Regions from separate parts of the Homo sapiens genome. Here region 2 is linked to region 1. A link is an interaction called in ENCODE POLR2A ChIA-PET data of the cell type or tissue named here. Cell type or tissue: Caco-2. All regions are shown on one strand. Each heading gives the region's core, and the rest is flanking DNA. Links, peaks and the distances in the headings are about the cores only. Region 1 overlaps LOC105374958 (a long non-coding RNA gene). Region 2 holds the start of LOC105374958 (a long non-coding RNA gene).

What was found. ChIA-PET counts read pairs that join two places held together with the same protein. Peaks named below come from ENCODE experiments on the same cell type or tissue, not always from the same donor. Only the 100,000 strongest peaks of a DNase experiment are listed, where the experiment ranks them.
Region 2: POLR2A ChIA-PET joins it to region 1 with 14 read pairs; 2 of 35 experiments call an interaction of 5 or more read pairs at or near these places.

What each region holds. Positions count from the first base shown.
Region 1 is chr6:19,037,249-19,045,597 of GRCh38, forward strand. The region is part of intron 3 of LOC105374958 (a long non-coding RNA gene); the gene reads left to right. Among named protein-coding and RNA genes, the nearest start is that of TRQ-CTG1-1, 210 kb to the left of the region's middle. In Caco-2, for the core only: no CTCF peak of the experiment used is centred there; no DNase peak of the experiment used is centred there.
Region 2 is chr6:18,973,553-18,981,901 of GRCh38, forward strand. It overlaps LOC105374958 (a long non-coding RNA gene), which reads left to right and starts at 3,561. Exons shown (of 5, transcript XR_001744010.1): 1 at 3,561-3,626. In Caco-2, for the core only: no CTCF peak of the experiment used is centred there; no DNase peak of the experiment used is centred there.

The sequences.
Region 1 (8,349 bases), core at 264-8,263:
AACAACAGAAATGTATTTTTTCAAAATTCTGGAGGCTGGGAAGTCCAAGATCAAGGTTCTGGCTAATCTGGCTTTAGGTGAGGGCTCTTTTCTTGTCTTACAGATGGCCACCTTCTCACTGTGTCCTTATATGTCCTTTCTTCAGAGCATGAGGTGCAGAAAGAGAAAACTCTCCAGTGTCTCTTCCTTATAAGGAAATTAGTCGTGTCTGATCAGGACCCCACACTTAGGACTTTATTTAACATTAGTTACTTCCTTACACGCCCCATCTCCAAATACATCCACACTGTGGGATAGGGGACCTACCTATCAATTCAGGGCACAAATATTTCATCTTTAACACTTGTTATTCACAGATTTCATATTTGCAGATTTGTCTGCTCACTACAATTTATTTATAACTCCAAAATCAATACTTGCGGCACTTTCATGGTTATTTGAAGACATGCACAGAGCTGTGAAAAATTTTATTCACCTGATATACATGCTCCCAGCTGAGGTCAAACAAGGCGATGCTCTGCTTTCTGGTTTCAGCTCACATGCTGTAAACACGTGTCCTTTCCACAGTCTAGGTGACGCAACATTTTCACATTTTTGTGCATTTCTGTTGGTGATTTCACCTTCTAAAATGGCCCTAAGTGTAGTGCCAAAGTGCTGTCTGTCTAGTGTTTCTGTGTGCAAGAAGGCTGTGGTGTGTTTTATGGAGAAAATACATGTGTTAGATAAGTTTTATTCAGGCAGGAGTTATAGTGCTGTTGGCCATGAGTTTAATGTAAATAAAACAACATTATATGTTACATGAGGTGTCTTTAAACACAAGCACACATAAAACAGGGTTGTATAGATGTTCAGTTGATGAAAATGCTGTCACCAGGGGCTCAAAGGAACCTGACCATTTATTTTTTCTAGGAGCAGCAGTCCAATTCATTGTTTGTACAGAACATAAGTACTGTGAATAATGAGAATTGATTGACTATGACTCATCAAGCTATTATGAAGATTAAATACATTTTTATTCATAAAGTCCTTACAAGACTGCTGTCCTAGTTTAGGCTGCTATAACAAATACCATAGACAGGGTGGCATAAACAACATTTATTTTCCATTTTTGAGGCAGTGAAATCCAAGATCAAGCTACTAGCTTGACATGGTTTGGATCTGTGTCCCCATGCAAATCTCATGTTGAATTGTAATCCCCAGTGTTGGAGGTGGGGCATGGTGGGAGGTGATTGGATCATGGCGGCAGGTGGTTTCTCATGACTGGTTTAGCACCATCCTCCTAGTGCTGTTCTCGTGATAGAGTTCTCACAAGATGTGGTTGTTTAAAACGGTGTAGCATGCCCCTCCTTCTCTCTTGCTCCTGCTCCAGCTGTGTAAGACAGGTCTGCTTCCCCTTTGCCTTCCACCATGATTGGAAAGTTCCTGAGGCCTCCGCAGAAGCTGAAACAACTGTGCTTCCTGTGTAACCTCCAGAACCAGGAGCCAATTAAGCCTCTTTTCTTTATAAATTACCCAGTCTAGATTTCTTTATAGCAGTGTGAGAACAAACTAACACTTGGCTGATTCGTTTCCTTGTGAAGACCTGCTTCCAGGTTTGCAGATGGGTGACTTCTTGCTGTATTCTTACATGGTAGAGAAAGAGAAAGATCCTCTCTCTCATATCTCTTTAAGAGACAGGAATCCCATTCATGAGGGCTCCATCCTCATGACCTAATTACCTCCTGAAGGCCCCACCTCCTAATGTCGTCATATTGGGAATTAGGGCTTCAATACATGAATTTTGGGAAATAAGCATTCAGTCCATAGCAACTGCCTAACTCACAGTAAATGCTCAATATATGCCCTCTATTATTATTTTCTCAGTACTAGAACAGTAAAAGATCCCTCCACAGTTGGAAACAACAACACAAGATATTAAATAACACTCACTGAAAGTGTTATATAGTTAGGCTTTATAGTCAAGCAGAAAAAAAAATATATTTACTGCTATGTATTGTCTACCCTGCCATTTATAGGGTAGGGTAGACAGAAATATCCAAAAGTGCTTAAATTTTAGCAGTGGATTATGGCTTAACTTGTATTAATTAGTTTACTCATTCTTCATTTACATCATCTGTAAAACATTTACTCTGCATATTCATGTTGTGAAATAAATGCTGTGGGCATACTAATATGAATAAATCTTGTATATAACTAACTAAATAAATAAAGATATGGGATAAGCAGTGACTTGATGGAAAGGTAAAGAAGATACTAAAGGAATGTAGAGATGGGATAAATTCCCTGAGAGTTCTCTCAGCATTTTCCTGAGAACTTCCTGGTCTTAAAGCCAAGCTGATGTTTGTGATAAAATAGGAGGGAAGCAGCAGCTTCAGTAAGGCCCATGGGCAAGGACCAGGTTGGCCATGATGATCTGTTAGGACTCCATCCCCTGCATTGATTCAACTATAACACTATCATCAATTTTTTGGTTAAGAGCTTAGATGCTGACGCCAAGTCTGGCTGTTTTCAAGTTTCAATATTTCCTACTACCAACTCTGACCTTGAGCAAGTTCCTTAATTTCTCTGTGACCCAGTTTCCTTAATATATAAAATGAGGGTGATGATAGTGCCTTCTAGCATTTCTAGATTAAATGTTTCACAAGCACCCTAGAACTGTGTCTGGTACATGACATACTTTACTTCAATATTTAACAAATAATTAAGTGACCTGAATGTCCCACACCAGACACAAAGTAGTAGTCAGATAACGTAATTAACAATCAATTGTTGAATGAATAAGTGAAAAGTAAAAGACCCTGGAAAATGCTAGGAGGAAAGAAAATATGAAGGCATGACTTAAAAAGAGCTAATTTGATAGTTAAGATACTTTAGATTGCTGCTGCCTTGCATGAAAGCTTCTAATGAGCTGACTTGGTTAATATTTAAAAGTCCAAACTTTATGGCATGGCATATTGACAAGAAAAGGACAGGGTTTGTGGCAGCAACATATAAACCCCCAAATCTCAATGGTTTGGAAACAAAAGCGTGTTTCTTTCTCTAGCACATTCTGATGAAAGAGTTCTCATCTATTTGATCACTGAGAAATTCGGGCTGAGTTTATCTTGTGATACTATCATCTCATGTCACCCTGTGTGTGAAGAGAAGAATGGAGAAGGGAAATTGATTCTTAGTTGCCATGGCCTAGATGTGACATATGTCATTTCTGCTCAGAGTCCATTCCTCAGCACTGTCGTGTTCCAAAGGCAGCTGAGGGCTGGAAAATGTAGGGCACATATGGATATGCAATGAACAGCTTTCTCAGCCCCATATGGCATGCAAGGACCTCAGTAATCTGTGAGTGGCTATTTCCACCTATCTTTCAAACCCAGTGAAGGTCTGAGGTCTCATGACACTGACAAATAATCACTCTATGTATGGAACAGGCTTTCATCACATGAAGTCTGGTAATGATACTTGCTAGGTGCTGGCTCTATGGGAGTGACAAATACAGGATATAGCTTCTGCCTTTGAGGAACTTACAGTATGGTAAAGGAAATGCGAAGGTAAGAGTAGAAGGCAATGTAGAATCAATTGCAACTGAGTGCCAGAGATAAGCTAGCTTGGTTTTAGTACAAGGACCTTGAGGTCTGGAATCAGGCAGCCCCGGGCCCCAAAGTTCACTACTTGCATTATCTTAAGCAAGTCACTTAATCTCTAACTGTGTTTGTGTGTGTGTGTGTGTGTGTGTGTGTGTGTGTACACACACACACACACACACATACACATGTATACAGGGTGAGAATCCAAAAATCTGATATTGAAAATGCTCCCAAATCCAATATTATTTAAGTGGTGACATGATACCACGGTGGAAAATTCTACACATAAGCACTCAACACAATTTTGTTTCAGGCACAAAATTAATACAAATGTATAAAATTATCTTCAGGCTATGTGTAGAAAGTATAAAAACCATAAATGAATTTTGTGTTTAGACTTACGTCCTTTTCCCAAGACATATATCTACAAATATTCTAAAATACGGAAGAAAAGTACAAATCCAAAACACTTCTGGTCCCAAGCATTTCAGATAAGGAATACTCAATCTGTATGTATCCTTAAGACTCAATAACTCAAGAAGTAGTAGCTACTGTTATTTTTAATAAAAGACATCCTTGATAAGAAATAGATTTTTTTTTCAGACATGGGATAAAATAGGACATTATCCCAGTTACCCTTTTTAAACCTCTGTTGAACAGCAGCCCAAAAGCAAAGGTAAAGATATTATTCATCTAGTCTGAAAGAATTTCTTCTAGATTATCTGGTTGATAGGTATCTCTCCTAAGTGGCTCGTCACTCACTCTCCCTTGGTGGAAACACAGACCGTGATAACTCAGAACCTAAGCTTAAAAGATGTTTTCTGCTATGTTTCAGGGGAAAACAGGACCACAAAACCTACACCCAGCAAGACTGCAGTAGCATTTGGTTAGGGATACCTCTGCAGTGGTAAGCAGTACTAGATTTATGCCTCACCAGAGGTACTGCCACTGGTACCCACAGTGCCTGTAACACCCTTTCAGAGGCATGCAGTTGGGATGAAGGGGGCACATAAAATATGAAAGTAACCAATGAACTTCTCATTTTAGCAAACACCTCCCCACTTTCTAGCCTCCACATCCTTAGATATGGGGGACTTCCTTTTCCCAAGTCCATCGCTACAGGTTTTCAAATCATAGTTTACTGAATTATTTCAAAACTTACTGAATGAGAAGTTATTATCCACTTGGCTCTCTTGATTTCCAGAGTCAACTTAGAAGAGCAGATGTTCCGTTTCTTTCCCCAGGCGCTATCTATCCCAGATCGGGGGCTCTGGGAACTGACAGAGGTGTCGACAGATCTCCCACATACATCCTGATTCATGATAAAGGGAGCCTGACTGAAAAAGTTCTCACTCTCTCGTATCACACTACTGACTGTGACAAACATCAGTAGATCCTTTTTTTTTTTCTACTACCATGAATAAGAATATCATTTTACCATTTCTCTCAGAGCACAGAAGCAAATAGAAAGGAAGAATCCCATTATTTTCATTGCATAAAGCTATCTTGGGCTCTGTTCATCAGAGAGTTCAATTTTGCTGAATAATTCTCTATAGACACGAATGATAGAAGAGGGGATCATTACCCATCTGTTTGCCCTCTCGGCTTTTGTTCAGCCCTTATTGTCTTTTCAATCTGGATCCATCTGATTGCTTTAGTGACGCAGGAAGACATCACCAAATATGAGCACATTCCCAGGCCCAGGAGCCTCTCGCCACACTGAGGCAGAATGATACAGAGTATTTTGCCTTGGAGCATTTCAGCAAACTGGGGCTGGAATACGATGCTTAAGGTCAAAGCAATGGCATCTGTAGCTGGGAAAGGGCCAACGGAGATCATTTTTATCTTCTACTGTACACATGCAGTCTATTTATCACCAGGCATCAAGACCTTTACTGAACAGCCAGGAAAATCACAGAGAGCAGAGCTCTGGTCTCTGCTGTCAGAGGTGCTATTTGTATTATTTTGCCTTGTTTTTCCCTGGAACCTCATATAAAGCTTTTTCAGGCTTGGGCAAAGCTTTGCTTGGATTTTCGTGTCAAGAAGACAAATTTAAACTGGAGTTTGGAAAGGAAGGAGAGACTTTTGAGCAGTATTATTTCTGACTTCCAGTTTGTAGAATCCACAGGAAATTCTTTTTGGGAAATGGATATGGTTGCCAAATTGTATAAACTTAATTAGAAAATAAAATGATTGTTTTCTATCAAACCACATCCACTTAAGCCCCATGTGAAAAACCCATCTCTAATTCTCTTCTGACATTCTTTTTGATGTGAGCAGAATTACAGATTATTAAATAGAGACAGTTTAGAATCAAAACCTTTTCATTGCTGAAAATTGCCTTTCACTTATTTTGTAAAGTCCACCTGACTTTCTACGAGCCCTATTATAGAAAGGAAATTGTAGCTATACTTAAATCCTTTCAATTCACGCTCTTAGATCCAATAGGATGTAAAAGGTAAGAGAAACACTAACATCTTACAGGGCCTGGGTTCAATTCTACACTGAAAACACACACACACACACACACACAAAACACCCTATGTCCTTTACATCTCAGAACTTCATTTTCCTCACCAATAAAAATACAGTTGAACAAAATTGCTTCTAAAGTCCTCTCTTTTTCTGAAAGTGTCTTTTCCTTGATAGTATTTCCTTCGAGTAACATTTGCACTATGTATTTACTATTTCTCTATATTGATTTTGTGGCTACTCTATTAACTAGAAACATACTTACCTTTGTCTTCATGAGTGTAACAGGCCAAAATGGAGAAAGTGACATGACCTTCAACCTTTAAAAGCACGTTGTCCTAAACAATTTCTGGGCTGTGCTCCTAATGTACTTGTGATTATGCCTCTTGTTTCATTTAAGATTTGGCAATAAGAAATTTAGAAAGAAGATGCCTATTATGTTTTCATTCTCTCCCCTACCCATTTTCATTTAACAATGCACTGCTATGCTATCATGTACTTATTTTGTAATTTACTGTTAATTTTTGTGACACCATCATAATCAGCATTTCAAAGCATATTTGAAAGATGCATTGTTTCATGCCGTTTTTGTACAGTAAATTGCATTTTGATGTTATCCATTTTCAAGGTTGCTAAAGCACACTCATAACAGGTCATCATGATCCTAGATAAAAACAACCCAGAAGCACCAGATTACACATCCCAACTTAAAAAAATACAGGGATCTGATTTTGCTTTTCAGATTCAAAGAACTGGCTTCATCCTGTACTTCTTCAGTGCTTGAGGGAAAAATATAATAAGATATTAAGATATAGCTTCAAAATTCTGCTCCTCGAAAGTCCTGTGTAGTGTTCACTTACATTTCTGAGAAATAAAGAGAAGAGGTTAATAAGCCACATTTACTAAGTCTCTTCTATCATATATTCCAGATGCCGAATACTTTTGCTTCTAATCCCTAAGTGGGTAGTAGTATGCTTATACTGCAGATGAGAGCTAAATGTTTGCAAATATTTTAGAAATTGCTGTATGTTTCACAAAAAGAAAATACACATCTTTTCGAATTTGTTTTTTCTCTGTCTGGTATTTCACAAGGAGGACCAAGGTTTAAATATTTTTCCGTCTTGCAAAGGATCTTTACTGAGCCAACCATAATGGAGCATGTAATTCATGAGCCCAAAGTCCTTCTCTGCTATAGAAGCATCTACTTGCCCTACACTTTTTATGATAAAAGAGGACACAGTCCCTCCCTCCCTCCCTCCCTCCCTTTTTCTTTTGTTCCTTTATTTTTCATTTATTTAAAGACTATGTTTTTAGAATATTTAAAGCTCACAGCAAAATTAGGAGAAATGTACAGAGATTTTCCATATGACCCTTGCCCCTTCACATGCATAGTCTGCCTTATTATCAACATCCCCCTTCTGAGTGGTACATTAGTTAGCATTAATAATCCTCCATTGACACATCATTATCACCCAGAGTCCATAGTTTACCATAGTATAATCTATGGGTTTGACAAAACATATAATGACATATATCCACCATTATAGTATCATATAGAATAGTTTCACTCCCCTAAAAATACTGTGTGCTCTGTCTATTCATGCCCCCCTCCCCAACCCCTGGCAACCACTCATCTTTTTACTGTCCCCATAGCTTTGCCTTTTCCAGAATGTCATATAATTGGAATAATAAGTATGTATCCTTTTCATATTGTCTTCTTTCACTTAATTATATGCATTTAAGTTTCCTCTATGTCTTTTCATGGCTTGATAACTAATTTCCTTTTAACACTGAATAATATTCCATGGTCTGGATGTACCACAGTTTATCTATTCACCTACTAAAGGACATTTTGGTCACTTCCAAGTTTTGGTAATCATGAATAAAACTGCTGTAAACACCTGAGTAACAGTTTAGTCCACAAGTTTATGTGTGGGCATAAGTTTTCATCTCCTTTGAGTAAATACCATGGAGAGTAATTGCTAGATCATATGGTAAGAATATGTTTAGTTTGGTAAGAAACTTCTGTTTTCCAAAGCTGCAGTACTATTTTGTATTCCCACCAGCAATGATTGACAGTACCTGTTGTTCCACATTCTTGTCAGCATTTGGTTTTGTCTGTGTTACAGATTTTGGCCATTCTAATGCGTGTGTATTGCTATCTCATTATTGTTTTAATTTGTATTTTCCTGATGACATAGGAAGTGGAACATATTTTCATATGCTGATTTGTCACCTGTATATCTTCTTTCAGATGCGTGTTGCAGTCTTTGGTTTATTGTTTAAATCAGGTTAT
Region 2 (8,349 bases), core at 45-8,044, 64 kb before region 1:
TTTCAAAACATACTGCTTTCCTCCCAAACCTTGGAATTTCTCTTCATACCAAAGTTCCAAGAGCCTATGCTAGTAGGAAGAGAATCTCCGAATATGGGTCATTTTGGTTCCAGACATCAGCTTCTTCATCTGTGGATAGGTAAACCCAAAAGACCCTTCAGGATCTAACATTCTAGGATTTTATAGTGAGTCCTAGAGTTTCTGATATTCTGAAATTTGTGTGAAGATATGTGGGTTATAAGTCTACAAATTGGTGGATAAAAAAAGTAAGTCATTTATGTCAAAAAATACCCAGATTTGAGTATATTATACTTTGGCTTTCAGTGAGGAGACTTTTGATATTGTTCTATTTATCTTTATCGTCACATTTTTTCAGGCAGTAACTATATGTAAAAGAATGTATTACTTCATCAGTTTTTTTTTTTTTAGAGTATTTCTAAGTGAGGGCCCATTACCTGCTTCTAATTCACTTAGTTTCAAACTCTCTGGCCCTAAGTAATGAGCCATGAAGGAGACCAGGTTAGAGAATGACCCGGGAAGGACTTGCAGCCTCCCCAGGGCTCAGGCTTGTTGTCTGGTTGAGGTGCCCTTTCTTTCCAGCATGTGCTCCTCTGTGCAGCCGCCTGTGGCTGCGACAAATCCAGGAGCCTTGCTCCAGGCAGACCACGTTCCACTGAAAACCTGACTTTCTTAAAAATGAACCTCGAAAACTGCAGATGATATAATTTCTCTCTAATCCATCCCCCAGGAGCATGAGACTGAAGGAAAACCATGGGGAGGATTGATGAGCAGCTCTATTTATATTCTATTGATGGGCTAATCTTGCACACACCTGGAGGTGATCTGAGCTTCTACCCACACAAAGGGATCCTGATGTTGGCTCTGGTACTAACAAGTCCAAACTGAGCCCCGGCACAGCGGGGCTGGAATGGGTAGGTGTATTACCTGGATTCTCAGGGGGACCCAGCTGGGGGTACTCTAGCTGGCAGTTGATCTTATGGTAAGGGGTGGAAAGAATGGTAAGAAAGGGATGACAGTTCCTAAAAGGAAGCTCCCTGTGACAATTTAAGAGAAAAGAATTCCTCGTTCCTATTCCTCCATTAAAAAAAAATCCCATTATGTTTCCAGGGTTTTGGTTCTTTTGCTTTTCTCTTTAATTTTTAAGAGTCAAAGAATGTGTCACTTAGCTTCATTATATGATAAATGAAGTTTTATTTTTCTTTAACAACGTCTTACTCCGTTTGGTGCCATCCAGAATAGGAGGTTCCCTTTATGAAACACCTAGAGGTTGGATTTTATTCGATCCCATGTCTGAAATCCACTGAGTATTTAGAATTCTTAGCTTTCTTCAGAATTTCTGGTTGGACTTGGCATACTCACAGGGGGAAAGCCTTTGGAATGTGATAGAAAGCTGTGCTTTGCTGGCTGTTCCCTTATGACTTATTTGGATTGAATAAAGCCAGCTACAGAAGTGGGTGAAGCTATCCCTCATGCTGACATTTAATTTACCTGGGAGTACAATAATCTGAGGAAGAATCAAATACTTGAAAATTTTGCTTCAGTGAGCAAAAGCTAAATGTTTGTACCATATTGAAAAATGATACTTTTCTTTGGAATTTAAAGAAAGGAAAAGAGTAACACATTCACTGATGAAAAGCCAGAGGAAAGAGCAGAACTCTTCTTTGGAATATTCACAATTATGAAGCTGGAGAAAACATTGAAATTTTGCACATAATAATTTTTCAGCTGCCGTTTGATAGAACGAGGTCAATGAGGTCTAGATAAAGGATGGGGTGATAAAGCCTTAAAAAGAAAGGGTGTTTTTAAATGTGGCACAGAAAAGAAAGCAGCTGGAGTTAATATCTGATAATATATGGGAGGTGAAAACATGTTGAATCTTGTACAGAAGTTTGATCAGAGAAGGAGTGGGTAATGTTGCTGTCCAAATCAAAATAACCATTTATAATTACTCCCACCTGCGCTAAAAAATTATGTTCAGACTGTTCTCAATTCATTGAAATTTACAATCATACAATATTATGAGTAATAGTTACTTCTGAACCAAAGTTAATATGCATCTCTCTATTGACAAAATTTGAGTCTATATTATATTCCTCTTTGTATCCTCAGCCATTGACACCATATCTGACACCTAGTAGATGTTCCACATGCTGACTACTTGAATGAAATGGCAAATCTATAGCACACTTAAGCTCTCTGGTTTCCCTTTAATATATATCTGGCTAGTCTTAATTGTTTGCTGTAATGAGTTGAGTGATTATTTTTGTCCATGGAAATCTGGCACTGTATGTCATATTTTTTTGCCATGCATTAATAATCGGGCATTTGAAGCTAATGTCTGCTTTAGATCAAGCTTACAAGGTAGTCATCATGATGGCAAATAGAATATTTGGATGAAATGACCAGATTTCCAACATGCCAAAGCAAGGATCATGGCCAATACTTTTTTCCTCACCTGTCTTTGTGTTTCATGACCACATGCTCATTTAGGATCATGTTTCCAGAAAGTAAGAGCAGGTGTTCCAGCCACCACTCCACTGCATACCTCTCCTCTCCCATCAAATGTCTTTCCCTATGTCCTGGACCTCTGGCGGTGGTTTGTGGTGGCATACCAGACTGTCTCATAATGGCACATACTATTTCCCCACAACTCTCCCAAAGGTGAGTAACTAGACTTCTTACAACAGCTTGGAATATTTCTGATATAGCCAAGATCTACATAAGTTACGGAGAGACCAATTTCACAACTGTCCTACAAATCAGGAATGTTAGCTCTTCCATGTGAGACATGCAGTAGTCAAGCCTTCTGGTCTCTTAGCTATCTCAATTGCTGACTAAAAAATGAATCTGCCTAACACATAAGGCATCACATGCAAAAAGACCTGAAACTTAGCTGTACATAAAGTTTCAAGGAATGCGTAGCCCTCATCTATGCTGAAGCAATATATCAAAAAAATTGGCCAGGCACAGTGGCTCATGCCTATAATCTCAGCACATTGGGAGGCCGAGGCAGGCAGATCATGAGGTCAGGGGTTTGGGACCAGCTCGGCCAACATGGTGAAACCATGTGTCTACTAAAGATACAAAAAATTAGCCAGGCATGGTGGCATGTGCCTACAATTCCAGCTACTAGGGAGGCTGAGGAAGGAGAATTGCTTGAATCCGGGAGGTGGAGGTTGCAGTGAGCCGAGATCACAGCATTGCACTCCAGCCTGGGTGACAGGGTGAGAGTTCATCTCCAAAAAAAAAAAAAAAAAAAAAAAAAAAGCGTTAAGAGCAAAGATTTTGGAGCTAGACAAACAAGCTGTGGGACCTTGCACAAATCATTTAGACTCTCTACATTTCAGTTTTCTCATGTATAAAGTGATAATTTTTAAAAATCAGCGGTGGTGTTGTAAGGATTATATGAGGTAAAGAATATAAAACACTCAGCAGAGCACCTGGAAAATAGTCATCACAAATTTTACACCATCATCCTCACCACCGTCATTATTTCATCATAACATAATCTATGAGAATTCCCAGTAGTGCCATGGTAACTTGAGTCTGAGTTTGCAAAGTGAAAGTTTCCTGGAGATGGAAAAACACAAGAGCTGCCTCAGATGGTAAGATTACCTTGGGTCTCCTACTGTTACCATCACACACACCAAAAGGAGACCCTTGCTAGGCAAAACTTGCAATGAGTGGAAAGCAGTGGTAACAGCACTTAATAGCCACTCTGCTACAGTTATTTCCCTTGGGCTGCAGTATGTGTGATTCATAACATAATGCATATAAACTCTCCCAACAGTGAAAAAGCCCTATTTGGGCATCTGATGATCCATGAATTGAACCAAAGAAGTAACGATATAATCAGCCTGTAAAATGACCAACCCATTTTAAGAACTAAAAATCTATTTTTTAAGCAGAACTGAAACCCATCAACTCTTTACTGGTGTCCAGATTAATTTGCAGCTACAGAAATCTGTGGACAATGATAATAATTTCTTCAAGACCACAGAAAGAAATAAAAAGAAAGCCTTATAAATAAGAAAACCTTACAAATGAGAATGTTCAGAAAGTGCTTTACTCAATGTCTTTATGCAAACTGCGCTAATTAATCTCATACAAACATGGATATTTTTGTAAAGCATAAGCCCAAGTGCCATTTTATGACCATATAATTTACAAGTCCTCAAATTACATTAAAATCACCACACACAGTGTTTACAGTTTAATTGCATGGTTATTTACCATTCCCAATCAAGTGTTATTCATTCAGTACCTCTTTGCCTGATCTTACCTAAAAAAGAAGACACTTTTATGCTGGATTTGAGTGGTAAACATTCAAACATGGTAATACTCAAAGGCAACAAAGATGTGATTTGGAGTAAACAAATTCCATTGACAGAGATTTCAGAGAATGTCCAGGGAGAAAGAATGAAAAGAGATCAACATTTACTAAAATAACATTTCTTTGATTGTTTCAGTTCTACTGAAAAAAGGAAACTTCACTATCTACTGCCCAATATTTATGTAAAGCCAGCTAGGACTATTATCCATATTTTACATTATAAAAACATAGTTCTTCAGTCAAGAAATGTTTATTAAGTGCCATACACATTCCAGATTCTGGGGTAAGAGTAAAGTGTAAAAATAAATAAAGCATGGCCCTTTGATGAACCCACAGATTAGATAACCACTAAGTGTGTTATAGGCATTTCCACAGTTAAGAAATATTTACTACTTATCATCCTTTTGTCACTAAACAATACCATCCTGAAATTAGAAAATCTCACTACCTACCACCATAGAATATCTGTCTTCAGGAAACTTTCTAAGGCTTAGTTTGTAAAACATGGAGGTGGGGAACATAATAGTACCAATTTTCCTTCAATGGTAATATGATTGTAAAGGCTGAGTAAGACTAAAAACTCTCTACAGATTCCTTCTTTGGGATCTGCCTCTGTAGCTGACTTACATTCCTACCCAGGCAAACTGAAGCTTTATTTGCTTTCCTACGTTGCCTAGCAACTCACAATGCCTCACACCCCTGTTAGGATACTAGACAGTTATATCAGGAAACAGTTATTAGATAAATTAACTAGAATGACCCTTAATTCCTAGGATATAACTTTGAATTTTGTCTTTGGGGAGCTAAAATTTTTAATAAAGTGGTCCTCATTATGAAGTCCTCGGACCACCTGCATTTACATTTTATCACATTTTGAAATAGTCTTAGGGAATAGACATTATTATCCATATTTTCAATGTGAAAAATTGTTAAATCAGTTAAATAACTTTCTAAAATTTAAATGATTAGAAACTGGGATTCAAACTGATATCTGCCTGTTTGTCCAGCACATAACCTTTGTACTACATCCTGTCACCTTTGGAAAAGTCAGTTTTAACATGTTGATGATTAATCTAATTTCCCAATTAATTGCTCAATTTTCATTAGGCCTCAGCACTTACGTAGATGCTAATATGTTTTATTCAATATTAAATCACAAAAAAAATCTGTAGACCATATACAGCATGCATGTAATTCATATCTATACAACCACACACATTTTCCTTTAGGGAACTAAGAATGATACATGTAAAATGGTATTTATGTTCTTCATTGCCAATTTTCAAAACAGTGTCACCTTCTGCCTGTAACACATGCAAGTGAAATGTAGCAAACTAAGGTGATTACCTTTGGAAATTGTTGGCCCTAAGATATAGATATTTAAATGACTTTCAATCTGGAAAGTGCATTAAACATATGACCTGTCATTACCATCCAACAATTATCCAAATGGAATCTGAAATATAAAATTATTTCAAATGCTAAGGCTTTGGAGAAGCTTTGGAAAGATATGCGTAGAGGAATATAAGTCCATTTTGTGCAGTGAATTTTGATAATTGAGTCAAGAATGTAGTTACAAATTCTATATCTCCTACTTTATATCTGGCTCTAAATCAAAGAAACTAAGTACAAAATGAGAGCATAGGATTTAGAGACTGGCATAAAACTGGAAGAAAATAAAACACAATAGGCACAGGCCTCACAGTTTTTGTGGAATATCAGTAACTGAGGATTTTCTTTGGGCTCTGGCTGTGGAATATTAGATATCCATACATCCACTGGGAAGTTATTTAGTTGGTAGCCCTTTAGATGATACATGTATTATAAAGCATGCATGTTTCAAACATGTACATGATGGCTAAAATACAAGATAAGTATTAATATTAAAAAATCCACAAAAGATTTTTAAGGATGTAATTTTTTTCTAAGTATGTGTTATCAAGTGGAATTTGTGGATAAGCTGTTGTAGATCATGATTGGAACATGTCATTATTAAAGAGTGATTAATATTTTAACCCAGTAAAGGAAAATTACAATTAAAGTTTTCAGAGCTGGAACACCTTAGAGGTGATCTTTTCTGACTCTTTGATTTCACAAGTTAGGAAACAGATTCAGGAAATTAAATGATTTGTCTAATGTCATTCGGCTAATAGATGGAGGAAGAGATGGCGCTTGAATGATCTTTCTGGAAGAACATTCTTTCAAGTTCACATTTTTCATTTAAATGAGTAAATAAAAGAAACAAAACAGCTTTTGTCAAAACTAAATTTAAAAACTACAATTACTTACAAAAAAGTCTTTTTGAATCCATACTGTATGCTATATGAATAGATATATCCCCCCAAATTTTACTGGATGTTAAATGGCTAAATTTCTACCTCTCATATTGAACATTACCTTGTATATGTAGAGTACTGCACCGTTAGAGCAGAGAAAACAGAAGTTAATACAAATTGTGTTTTTCAAAGATCATACAGTAAGTGAAAAAGCTAGAGCTTCTATTTAGGACCTTGTGATTCTAGAACACACATCCTTTCTGCCTGGCTATGCTACCTTTCACTGAGATGGACTAGGAGAACAAGACACTTATAACACAGATCCAGCTAACAAAGTGATAATTTAAAAAAACATACACAGAGAAAACAAAGAAAAATAGAAAGTGAGAAAAGAGCTGGGGTAAACATAGAAGATAGAGAGAATGATCCAAATGAAACATAATAGGCTTTGTCTTTATCATCAAACATTTTGTCATCATATAAGTATAATTCATTTGAAGAATCTCAGTGTTGTGCAAAAATGTAGAATATTATAATCAACTTAGGAATTATCGTAATAAAACCCCTAGGAAAAATTACAATTAACTTGAGTCAATTAGATTTCTCAAGGATCCTTGACTCTAGCTCTGGCTAACAGGATTCCTAATGAGACAATTAATATTAGCTAATATCAGTATGATTGATTTAAAGGGAACATATAATTATATAGATGTGTGTATATAAAAGTATAGGTTTCTGTATGACTGTGCTTTACATCTATTCAAGTATTCAAAATTCTCAAAATATTTTGAAAGCATGTAAAGATAAGAGAATTCTCATTCCATAGGTAAAAAGCTGAGATTTGAAAATCATGCATACTAGGGCTCAGAGGCAAGGTAAACAGCCTTAGAAAGCCAGGCTTTTGTGTGAACCAGCCTATTGAAATGTCAGTACAGTTAAGGAGTGAGTTTGGGGAATATTTGTTGAGTGCCAACCATGTATCAGTCACTTTCGGCAAATCATCTCCTTACCCTTCACAGTCTCAGAGGGATATGTCGTTATCCCTATTTTACAGATTAGGAAACTGAAGCTAAATAAGCTTAAATAATGACCAAAAAGAGTGGTCAGCATTGCCATGTATTGTTGTATACTGCACAACAGCATCTGGTAGTGAGGAGAGGCAAATTGGGTCTGCCATACGTTTGTGCTCTGCCTGCCCAGGGATGATCTCTGGCGTGGGGCTGTTATTACGGAGAAAGGAAGTGCCATTTTCTAATTTGCTCAAAGGTCAGCGGTCTCACAGAATTACAGAATAAAAATTTGAGCCCATTTATGTCTGAGACATAGATCAAGCTTTTTCTACCATGTCTTGAAGCCCCTGGCCCCCCTCAGAAAGATGCAATCAGAGTAAGTCATGAGTAGCTGCAGCCCATCTCATTCTGAAAGGGCTGGACAATCTGAATCTTAAAGAGTTATTGAGGACAATGAAGGAAACTCTCAAGGAATTCTCCCCTGACTCTTTGAGACAAAACATTATCTGACCTTGAGATCTGAGTATAGATAGAGGGGGAGGAAAAAAACACAATTTAATATTGATTGAGCTGTTTCATTTGTACGATTTTCTAAAATAATAGAGTCACTGTACCATAAATCATCCTTTGTGGTTTCACAAATCAGTGACAAGAGAATTGGCCCCATGCCTGGCACATAACAGGCACTCAATTCACGTAATTATCAAAT